Linked DNA regions of Homo sapiens: region 2 is linked to region 1. Evidence: chromatin contacts called from ENCODE Hi-C or POLR2A ChIA-PET data. All regions are on one chromosome and are shown on one strand. The core of a region is the stretch at or near the end of the contact, and the rest is flanking DNA. Distances in the headings are between cores, read along the strand shown.

Region 1 (5,133 bases), core at 2,472-4,971:
ATCTCATTCCATTTGTTTTAATGCACACATATATATAATAATTGCATTACATATATATGTTATGACTTGCAATTATAATGCAATTATACATGTTACTATTTGCAATTATAATACAATTATACTATAATTGCATTACATATATAAGTTACTATCTGCAATTATAATTACATTACAATTGCATATATATGCAATAACATATATGTACTACCTGCAATTATAGTTTACATTTATTTATTTATTATCTCTCCCTCCTTTTAAAAAATCTCATTAGCCACTGTACTTCCAAACCCTAGAAGCGTGCCTGGCACATAAAAGGTGCTGAATCATGGGTTGGAAAAATGGATCCTGTGTGTAGAATTTTGCAATATTTCCCCTCCTAAGCGCAGGGTTTTACTTTGATCTGGTTAAATTTTATTTCTAACTGTTGATTTCTCTGCTCACTGTTCACTTGTCAATATTATTTTGAATATTACTTTGTTGTTAATCATATTAGATATTTCTCTCAGCTGTTGATCATGAAAAATGTAAGTACTCCCTACAGTTGTATCAAGAAGCAAAAAAATGTAAGTTTCTAATAAGCTGTAAAATATGCAAAAAACTAGTTATGTGTGTTGCCAATATCATATATATGATTATATATGTATGAATATATATATGTTATGGATTGAACTGTGTCCCCTCACAATTCATATGTTGATGTTCTAACCCCTCGTGCCTTGGAATGTAACAGTACTTGCAGATTGGGTCTTTAAATAGGTGATTAAGTTAAAATCAGTCCATTAGGATGGACCCTAATTAATCTGACTGGTATCCTTATAAGAGGAGGGGATCAGGACACAAGAGAGATACCAGGGGCGTGCACACAGGGAAAAATGCACGCAGAGAAACAGAGAAAAGGTGATTATCTAAAAGTCAAGGAGGCAGGTCTCAGGAAAAGCCCTGCCAACTCTTTCATCTGGAACTTCCAGGATCTGGAACTGTGAGAAAGTAAATTTACCTTGTTTAAGCCACCAAGTCTGTGAAGTTTTGTTGTGGCAGGCCAAGCAGACCAGTACTAGATGTAAAATCAGGATAATACACAAAGGCCTGCTTCAGAAAAGAAATCAAAGGTCAGCCTACTTAGGGAAGCAGTAGGAACCATGAGAAAAGGACAAGGCTCCACAGTTGTGCCTTCTCTCTGCCCCATCCCATCCCTAGTTCACATGGGCTGGGGAAGCTGGAAGCTGAGGGCTGGCTGCAAACTAACCAGACGTCCTTCTTTATGCTGTCCCGGAGACAGCCCCAGCCTCTGCCCAAGCTTGGGGCAGGGAAAAAAGGGGACTTGGAGAGCACATAAGAGGGATATTTTACAAATGCCTTAAGAAGCTAAAGAAGACTAAAAACTGCAAGTGAGTGAAAGGTTATGCAATGTGGGCTAAGGTGGTGTTAAGCATTTCTGAAACTCATTGGGGAAAGAGGGATTTCAAAAGTATAGTTTGGAAGATTTCATAGGGGGAAAAAAAAATCATGATTATACCTCAGTGAATGGAGACTCTTCAATTAACCAATGACATTTATTGCATAGGCTAAGTACTTTTTTTCCTACCAAACTGGAACATGAGAAGAAGAGGGCAATTTGTAGGTAGCGTATTACCTGCCATCACTCATGCTTTGCTTATTTTTCATACTGCACTAATATCCTCCCTGGCTGCAGCTGTCTGGGCTGTTTTGGCTTACATATTTCATGGGCATTTAGGTACTGGATGCAAGGATTAAATTTGATGACAAATGAGAAGGTAGATTATAGTGGTGGGATTTTCACAAGTATAAAGCCACCACCTGACCTGCTGAAATCACAAGGGCAGGAATTAATGGCATAGAAGATACCACCATATATTCCTTGGTCACTTTTCGTCTGTCCTTGGAATAAGTTATCAGCTCCCTGCCAACCTCGTGCAAAGGCATGCACAATCTGAATGATATCCACAGAACACTGAATGATACTGTGTCCAATCTGGAAGCACGGGAAGTGGCACTCAGGAAGACATAAATCAGTTTATCATACCCAGACCAAAAAGAAGGAAGCAGACAGGACACAAACATTGATTTAATATGAGAGGCTTTACATATGTTACCCTCCTTTAATCCTTACAACAACCCTCAATTTTCCTGAATTTTATTCTAAAAATGGTGAGGCTCCGAGAGGTTATTATCTGCCAAGGTCACCTAGCTGGTATATGACGAAGTCAGGATTTCGGTCCAGATCCGTGTGACTTCAACCCTTGCTCTTTCCAATATACCCACTTTTTCTCCCTGAATGTTTCTTTAGATGGAGACTTTGCTTAACTGCAGCCTCCAAGAGGCATGAGAAATTCACATGGAGGACTTCTAAAGGAACGGGTGGAAGGCAATGCCTCCTGAGCCTTTGTATGTGAAAGGCATTCTGCTCAGCACTGCAAAGAACACAGAGAAAACCACCTAAAGATGCTCAGAATCTCATGCAAGGGCTGATTTACATGTCACTTTTCTTTGAAATATTTTTTTATTGCCGTAAGGGCACTTAACGTGAGACCTATCCTCTTAAAAAATTGTAGGCATACAATACATTATTGTTGATTATAAAGATATCATACCTCACAATTGTCGGGACGGCTATTACCAAAAAAAAAAAAAAAAAAGCATTCTGTCACTTGAGACAACACAGATGAATGTGGAGGACATTATGTTCAGTAAAACAAGTCAGGAACAGAAATACAAATACCACACAATCTCACCTACATGTAGAATCTTAAAAAGTTGAACAAATAGAAAAAGAGAGTAGAAAAAGAGACTGGGGGTTAGAGGATTGGAGAGATGTTAGTCAAAGAACACAAAATTTCAGTTAGATGGGAGGAATAAGTCGTAGAGATCTATTGCCTATCATGGTGACTATAGTTATTATACACCGGAAAATTGCTAAGAGTAGAATGTAAGCATTCTCACCACAAAAAAAAAAAAAAAAGGTAAACATATGAGGTAGGGCATATGTTAATTAGCTCAATTTAGCCATTCCACAATGTGTACATATATCAAAACATCATGTTGTACACCAAAAATATATATAAATTTGTCAATTAAAAATTAAATTAAACAAAAAACAAGTGTGGGCAAGGATATGGAGAAACTGAAACCAGTGTATGCTGTTGGTGGGACTGCAAAATGATACAGCCGCTATGGAAAACAGTGTGGAGGTTCCTCAAAGAGATAAAAATAAAACTACCACATGATTCAGCCATCTCATTTTTGGGTATATATCTGAAATAATTGAAATCAGGATCTAAAAAAGAGATATTATCACATCCGTGTTTATCGCAGTGAGTAAGAAATTCACAATAGCCAAGATAAGGAAAGGACCCATATGTTCACTGACAGATGAATGGATAAAGAAATTGTGGTATATACATACAATGAAATACTATTCAGCTTTTAAAAAGTGAAAAATTCTGCAATATGCAACAACATGGATGAACATTGAGGACATTATGCTAAGTGAAATAAGTTACACACAAAAAGACAAGTACTACATGATTCCACCTCCATGAGTCATCTAAAATGGTCAAATTCTTAAAATCAAAGACTAGAATGGTGGTTACCAAGGGCTTGGAGCAGAGGCAAATGAAATGTATTAATCGGTTTTTTTGAGAAGGTCATGGCAGACGAGAGGCAGGACTAGATTGCAGCTCCCACTCAGATGGACAGAGCAGTGTGTGTAGTCTCGCATTGTAAACTTTTGCTCCAGAACTACTGCAGAAATAATTCAGGAAAGCCAAGAGAACCCACGGACCCTCTGAAGGAAGCAAATTGCTCCTGCAGGACCCAGGAGACACCCCAAATACCGTGACTGCCCAAACTCTGGAAGTGAGAAAGGGGGATCTTCTGCCTCTGAACACACATGCTCACTAAGGAACCTGAAGGTCTACAACACGGAAGAAGATTCTGATCTAACCTGGAGCTGAGTCAATTTAGAGAGCCAAGCGAAATACAGGAGTAGAGGAAGCAGCGGGAAAAGCCCCGTGGGCTCTCTGCGTCCCCTGGGTAGCCATTTCCGCCTTGCCTCACAGGGGGCCTTGGGGAGGACTGCCAGAAAAGGACTGGGAAAAGGCCACAAGGAGAAGGAAACCTCCAGCTGAACTTTGTAATAATTCCAACCGCATGAGAAATCTCCTGGCCAGAACTCAAGGGAGGGCATGAATCCTGTGTGCAGACTCCACAGGTGGGGAAGCATGAAAGCCCTACTTACTTTCATAGCTGGGAGGTGAGTAGCCTGGAGCTAGTTCTCAGCCCTGCTCACCCACTGCCTGGAAACAGACTCGGTGCTGTTGGGGGGTGGGTACAGTGAAAGTGAGATCATCCTTTTGGCTTGCATGGGAGCTGGGTGAGGCCTGTGACTGCTGGCTTTCCCCGACCTCCCTGACAACCTACATGACACAGCAGAGGCAGCTATAATCCTCCTAGGAACATAACTCTATTGACCTGGGAACCACACTCCCATCCCCCACAGCAGCCACAGCAACACCCTCCCATAAGGAGAGTCTGGGCTCAGACACACCTAGCCTTGCCCCCACCTGATGGTCCTTTCTACCCACGCTGGAGCTGAAGACAAAGGACTTATACTCTGGGGAGTTCTAGGGCCCTGCCCACCACCTGATCCTCCCTATACTACCACAGCTGATGCTTTCTTGAAAGTGCCACCTCCCTGCAGGAGGCCAACCAGCACAAAAATAGTGCATTAACAACCGAAATTAAGGACCCTCACAGAGTCCATTTCACCCCCCTGCCAACTCCACCAGAGCAGATGCTGGTATCCACAGCTGAGAGACCCACAGATGGTTCACATCACAGGACTCTGTATAGACAACCCCAGTACCAGCCCAGAGCCTGGTTGACCTGATGGGTGGCTAGATCCAGAAGACAGATTACAATCACTACAGCTTTGCTCTCAGGAAGGCAAATCCCTAGGAAAAGAGAAAGTACTACATCAAGGGAACATCCCATGGGACAAAAGAATCTGAACAACAGCCTTGAGCCCTAGACCTTCCCTCTGACACAGTCTACCCAAATGAGAAGAAACCAGAAAACCAACCGTGGTTATATGACAAAACAAGGCTCTTTAAC
Region 2 (5,058 bases), core at 339-2,838, 1.2 Mb before region 1:
GCATTTCAGAAGTACCTTCTGGATGATGACTTCTGATAATCTGATTGTTGTCCATCCCCCCAGATCAAAATGAATTACACTGTAGGTGGCAGGCAGCTTCTAGGATGGCCCCAATGATCCCTGCTTCCTGATATTCATACTGTTGTGTAATTCCTTCTCCTTGAGTGTGGATAAAACCTGTGACTTGCTTCTAACTGATAGAATATGACAAAGGTGTGAGAATGTCACTTCTGTGATGAGGTTTCATAAGACAGTGACTTCTGTCTTGGTAGGTGACTCTTTCTATTGCTATCTTGACTTGCATACTTTGATGAAGCAAGTTGCTATGTTGGAAGGGCCCCATGCCAAGGAACTGAGGGCAACCTCTGGCCAACTGCCCCAAGGAAACTGAGGCTCCAGTCCAACAGCCAGTGCAGGGCTGAATCTGGCCAAAAAATGCTGATTGAGCTTGGAAGCAGATCCTTCCCCAGTTGAGCCTTCAGAGGAGACCCCAGCCCCAGCTGACACCTTGATTGCACCTTTGGGAGAGGCTCTGAAGCAGAGAACCCAGGTAACCTATGGTCAGTTTCCTGACCCACAGACTGTGAGATACTAAATGCATGTTGTTTTAAGCAGCTAGGTTTTAGGGCAATTTGTTATGCTGCAGTAGACAACTAATACACTGTACTATATTTGTCTCTTTTTCCAGCAGGACCAGAAATGGGCTGTTTAAGGTCCCTGGGACCTTGTCATGTCATGTGTATTTAACTGTTTACCCACCACCGAAAAGCTTCCTGCCAGGACCCATCTGCAGTGTAAAAGGGGAACCCTGAAGCCCTGGGAATGGCTCCTAGTACTTCAGGTAGGGGCTCTGTGTCCCCATCAGTTTCCACCTTTGGGCCTCCCACTAGAACTTCCTTAATTGTCTTTCTCCACCTAAGCATCATTTAGCTTACAAACCAGAGGCAGCAAGCCAATTATTCCCCGGAGAAACTTCAGCCAGGCAGGGGGGCATTAACCACACCAACTGGTGTTCCACAACAAAGGTATGAGAGGCAGAGATTCACATCCCAGTCCGGTTCGTAAGCAGAGGCGCATGAAATAAGAAACCCCTTTTGAGAAAGAGGGAAATTAGGGGAGATACTGAAATTATGCGTTGCATAGGACATCAGGCAACCACTTCACTGTCGGCTTCAGTTTTTGATCTGCAAGATGGGAGTCTACTTCTAGGTCCCATAGTTTTTGATTCTTAGTCTGACACAATGTGGGTTGCTGTGAGCTGGCTCTTTGGGTGCCAAGTCAGCTATCAAATGTGGGTAACAGAATACCTGTCTTCAAAGGGGGTTGTAGAATTAAATGAAATAAATAAAACACGTGAAACGTGTAACACAGGGCCAGCCCAAGTGTCATCGTGGCAGTTGCTGCTTCACCACGGGGTCTCAAGTCCCGAGGAATTGGGGTCGCGGGCGAGCGGAGCGCAGCCGGGACCCAGGCCGGGTGGCCTGCCCCGCCCACGTGGGGCCGCGGCCCGTCGAATGACTCCTTGCAACGTGTTGGTGGTGGCGGCGGCGGTGGCGCGGGCTCTTCCGGGCGCCGCAGCTTCCTGCCAAGCACCGCGCAGCCGCCTCCGCCGCAGGATCCCCCGGTGCAGGCCTCCGTGCTGGTGCGGATCCTGGAGCTCAGCCGCGCGCGCCCTGCCCGATCCTGTGCCGACCCACCGCACTATGCGCGCCGTGCCGCTGCCCGCCCCGCTCCTGCCGCTGCTGCTGCTCGCGCTCCTGGCCGCTCCCGCCGCCCGCGCCAGCAGAGCCGAGTCCGTCTCCGCGCCGTGGCCCGAACCCGAGCGCGAGTCGCGGCCACCGCCCGGCCCGGGGCCCGGGAACACCACCCGGTTTGGGTCTGGGGCGGCGGGCGGCAGCGGCAGCTCCAGCTCCAACAGCAGTGGCGACGCCTTGGTGACCCGCATTTCCATCCTCCTCCGCGACCTACCCACCCTCAAGGCAGCCGTGATCGTGGCGTTCGCCTTTACCACCCTCCTCATCGCCTGCCTGCTGCTGCGCGTCTTCAGGTGGGCCCTCCCGCCCTCTTCCTTCCCCCGCCGGCCGACAGGGCGGCATCGCCAACCTGCTGTCGCCGCGCGCCCGCCCCACCTGCACGCACAGGTGCCCTGGTGCGCCCCAGCCAGCCGTGTGCCTCCTGCCCTGCCCGGGAGAGTGGGTGGGGGGCCGGGGTGTGCTCGTCTGGATTTTCCTGGTACATGTTTTAGGAATTTTCTTTCCTCTCTTTAACTATATATATAAAATAAATATGTGGTTCCCATTTGTTGGCTTTCTGCTAATGCTGAACACTAACAATAGCGCTCTGAATTCTGACAGCGTTTCCCATAATTTATTTTTATAATCATTTCACAGATGAGGAAAACATTTTCAGAGAGGCAAAATGGCTCATCTAAGGTAAACTCAGTGGTGGAGGTAGGACTTGAACCCAGGCCTGTCTAACTTTAATCTCGCTACTCCCTCTCCCTTCTACCATCTGCAGCTCCCTCACGCCCCGCCTACTTTTTCTTCTTCTTCTTCTTCTTCTTTTTTTTTTTTTTGCTACTGAAAGAAGCAGTTTCTAGTGTGGGGGGTAGTAGAATTGCCTCCAGAATTACGCTGGAGGGGTGCTTTGCACCAGGGGTTGGAGCTGAGCTTCAGGATTCTAGGCGACCCTTGGTGGCCTCCCTTATTTTCTGTTGGTGGGGGACACAGACGGCTTTCCTAGGCTCCTGCCTAAGTTGCGCTAGATGAACATTCACAGGGGCATGAGGGATCTTGGAGAGCCTTTTGTAGGTTGCTCACGTTCAGGGATAAAGTGTCTGGTAAATTAGGAAGGATGTCCCAGGTCCTTGATCCCTGTCCATCCTGGTGGACAGGGCTAAGAGGAATGCAAGGACATTTCCTTTAATGCCTGGGAAATCCTGTTTTTGCAGGAAATGAACCAAACCTGTCCTGTTACTGAGGCCCGCCTGGAAGTCTGGGTGTGTGTGTCAGCTGTTCACTGCTGCCTCCCTCTGCTTCCAAGCGTACACACAGTGCTTTGGTGTTTGATCAGCTGTGGCAGGTTGGGCTTCAGGGCTTGCTCTCCTGGTAGCATTTTCAGTGCAACAGCAGAAACCAGACCAGGAAAAGGCAGAGTTAGGAGCCATCTATGTATTGAGCTTTGCTGTCAGTTGTGTGTGACTTTGAGTCCAGGTGTTTTCTTCTGTGTCTGTAGGATTAGATGCCAGTGGTCTGAGAAAATGGAGAAAGGGGAAGTATGGTCCCACGCTCACCTCACCATTCCCTGCCTTGTCTCAGGCCACATCGTTCCTCACTCTGCTGGTCTCCTTGATGTTCTCTGGGTTGAAATGCTCCTGTCTTCTTCCCACTCTACCCACTGGCCTCAATCCTCTGTTTACAAACTCTAGCAGCTCTCTGTGGCCACTACCTAGGCATGGCAATACCTGGGTGTGGCATTTGGGGCCCTTGCAAGCTGGCCCCCGTCTGCAACGCAGACATCAACCAGCGCTTCTGAGCCTAGTACCTTGTCACTTGCTCCTTATGCTCTGTGGTTTCCCGCTTCTAGCCTAATTCTTGCCTCTATATTCTACAAGTGCGTGCAGCCACCAAGGCCCAGCTCCCATCCTCCTTCCTCTGTATAGTTTTCCTGGACATTTGAATGAGGCTGTCACTATTTTCTGACCTCCTCATCCCTAATCTGTGCATCCTTCAGTCCAACCATGCCATGCTGGCTTCTGCACTCAGCAGAGGGCCCTTGAGGTTGGGAAGTCCAGTTCATCTTCGTGTCTCCATGCCCGATGCGGGCCTGCCATTCAGCAGAGGTGCCATTGTCATCTACGGACTTCCTGATTGTTCAGTTGGAGTGAAGGTTAATGCCTAGAGCAGCTCTGAGTCTGGAGGTTTGAAACATTTAGCTCAAAATAGGCCCTGGAGTCCACAAGGCTGTGTATTTTTTTTAGAAGGTATTTGAACAATTTTGCTAGTCTGCTGTTTATTACTCAGGAGTAGGGGAGAAAAGAAGGCAGCATGCACCCAGATGTGAGGGGTGCGAGACTCATGTTGGAGTGGGTAAGCCAGCACTCTAGCCTGGAAGAGATGGGTCTTTAGTAGCTTGGGTGTGGAGTGTTGAAAGAAGTTTACGACTTCATAGGAGAAGCTGGTTATGGACATGATCTGCGTCTCTTCCCAGGAAGGCAATCTTGTTAGGGTGAGTTTTCAGGTGGACAGCTGCCACCCCAGATTCTGATCTAGAGAGGACTTTGTAATATTTTACAGCTTGCAAGGGCCCTGATGGTGCACAGTCCCCATGTGTTTCTTTGCAGTTGAGAAAGTTGCATCCCAGGAAGTGGAATAAGTCATTGCTAGATTCTAGAACACTCTGCAAGTCTGTGTAGCCAAGGCAGGGCCAGCACCTCATCTGTGCTATTCGGTCTGTACTGTGGCCTTTCCCCTGTCCCACGCTCCCCTGTAACCTTGGTTAGTCAGCTAACCAAATGCCTGCTCTGCTGGCTGGGGGCCCTCCTTCCTTTCTCCCTCTGCAACTCCTTAGCCTGCGGGCACCGAGTCCTGGAAATTCCACCACCTGAGTCTCCAAGAGACTGTCTCACCTCTGCCCACACCACCTTCCCCAGTGAAGCTTCGCCACCTGCCGCCGTTTCTACCTTGTCGCTCCTGAATTGCAATAATATCTGTTAAGCTGGGGTTCGTGCCTCCAACCTTGTCCCTCTCCAGTCTGTCCTCCCTCAACTGCAGGAATGCCTGTCTCATCCTTCTTCTACCCCTCCCTGCCAATTCTCCCTGCATACAGACTCCTTGATGTGTGGGCAAGGCTGACTCTTCAGATCAGGGTGCTGCCTCCCTCCTGAGCCCCCATCTCGGCTCTGCTCAGTGCGCCTCCTGCTTTGCTGGACTTCCTGGGGTTCTCTGGAGGCACTGCGTGGCCTGAGCATCTTGTCCCACTCTACCCCTCTGCCTGGAGTCCCCTCTGTCACTAAGACTGCGTGGTCAGTTCGGTGCTGTTTGACCTCGTTGCTGTTGC

What was found. A loop is a pair of places that touch in the nucleus more often than their neighbours do. ChIA-PET counts read pairs that join two places held with the same protein, here RNA polymerase II (POLR2A).
Region 2: a map of PC-9 shows a loop between it and region 1 (6-fold over the local background). The contact joins the promoter of FAM174B here to the enhancer-like site in region 1. A Hi-C loop is called at or near these places in 1 of 168 maps with a recorded cell type or tissue (PC-9). POLR2A ChIA-PET finds 5 or more read pairs at or near these places in 1 of 52 experiments (PC-9).

The regions. Positions count from the first base shown.
Region 1 is chr15:91,455,584-91,460,716 of GRCh38, reverse strand. All of the region lies in intron 2 of LOC107984778 (a long non-coding RNA gene), which reads left to right. Among named protein-coding and RNA genes, the nearest start is that of CRAT37, 5.2 kb to the left of the region's middle. Within about 2 kb of position 3,721, at least 5 of the 41 ENCODE cell types and tissues checked have a DNase peak (open chromatin) inside an H3K27ac peak, as active enhancers do; they include PC-9, where a contact is called at or near this core.
Region 2 is chr15:92,652,305-92,657,362 of GRCh38, reverse strand. It overlaps FAM174B (family with sequence similarity 174 member B), which reads left to right and starts at 1,588. Exons shown (of 3, transcript NM_207446.3): 1 at 1,588-2,047. The coding sequence starts at 1,704. RefSeq lists silencers at 1,412-1,461, 1,742-1,941, 2,042-2,091, 2,142-2,211.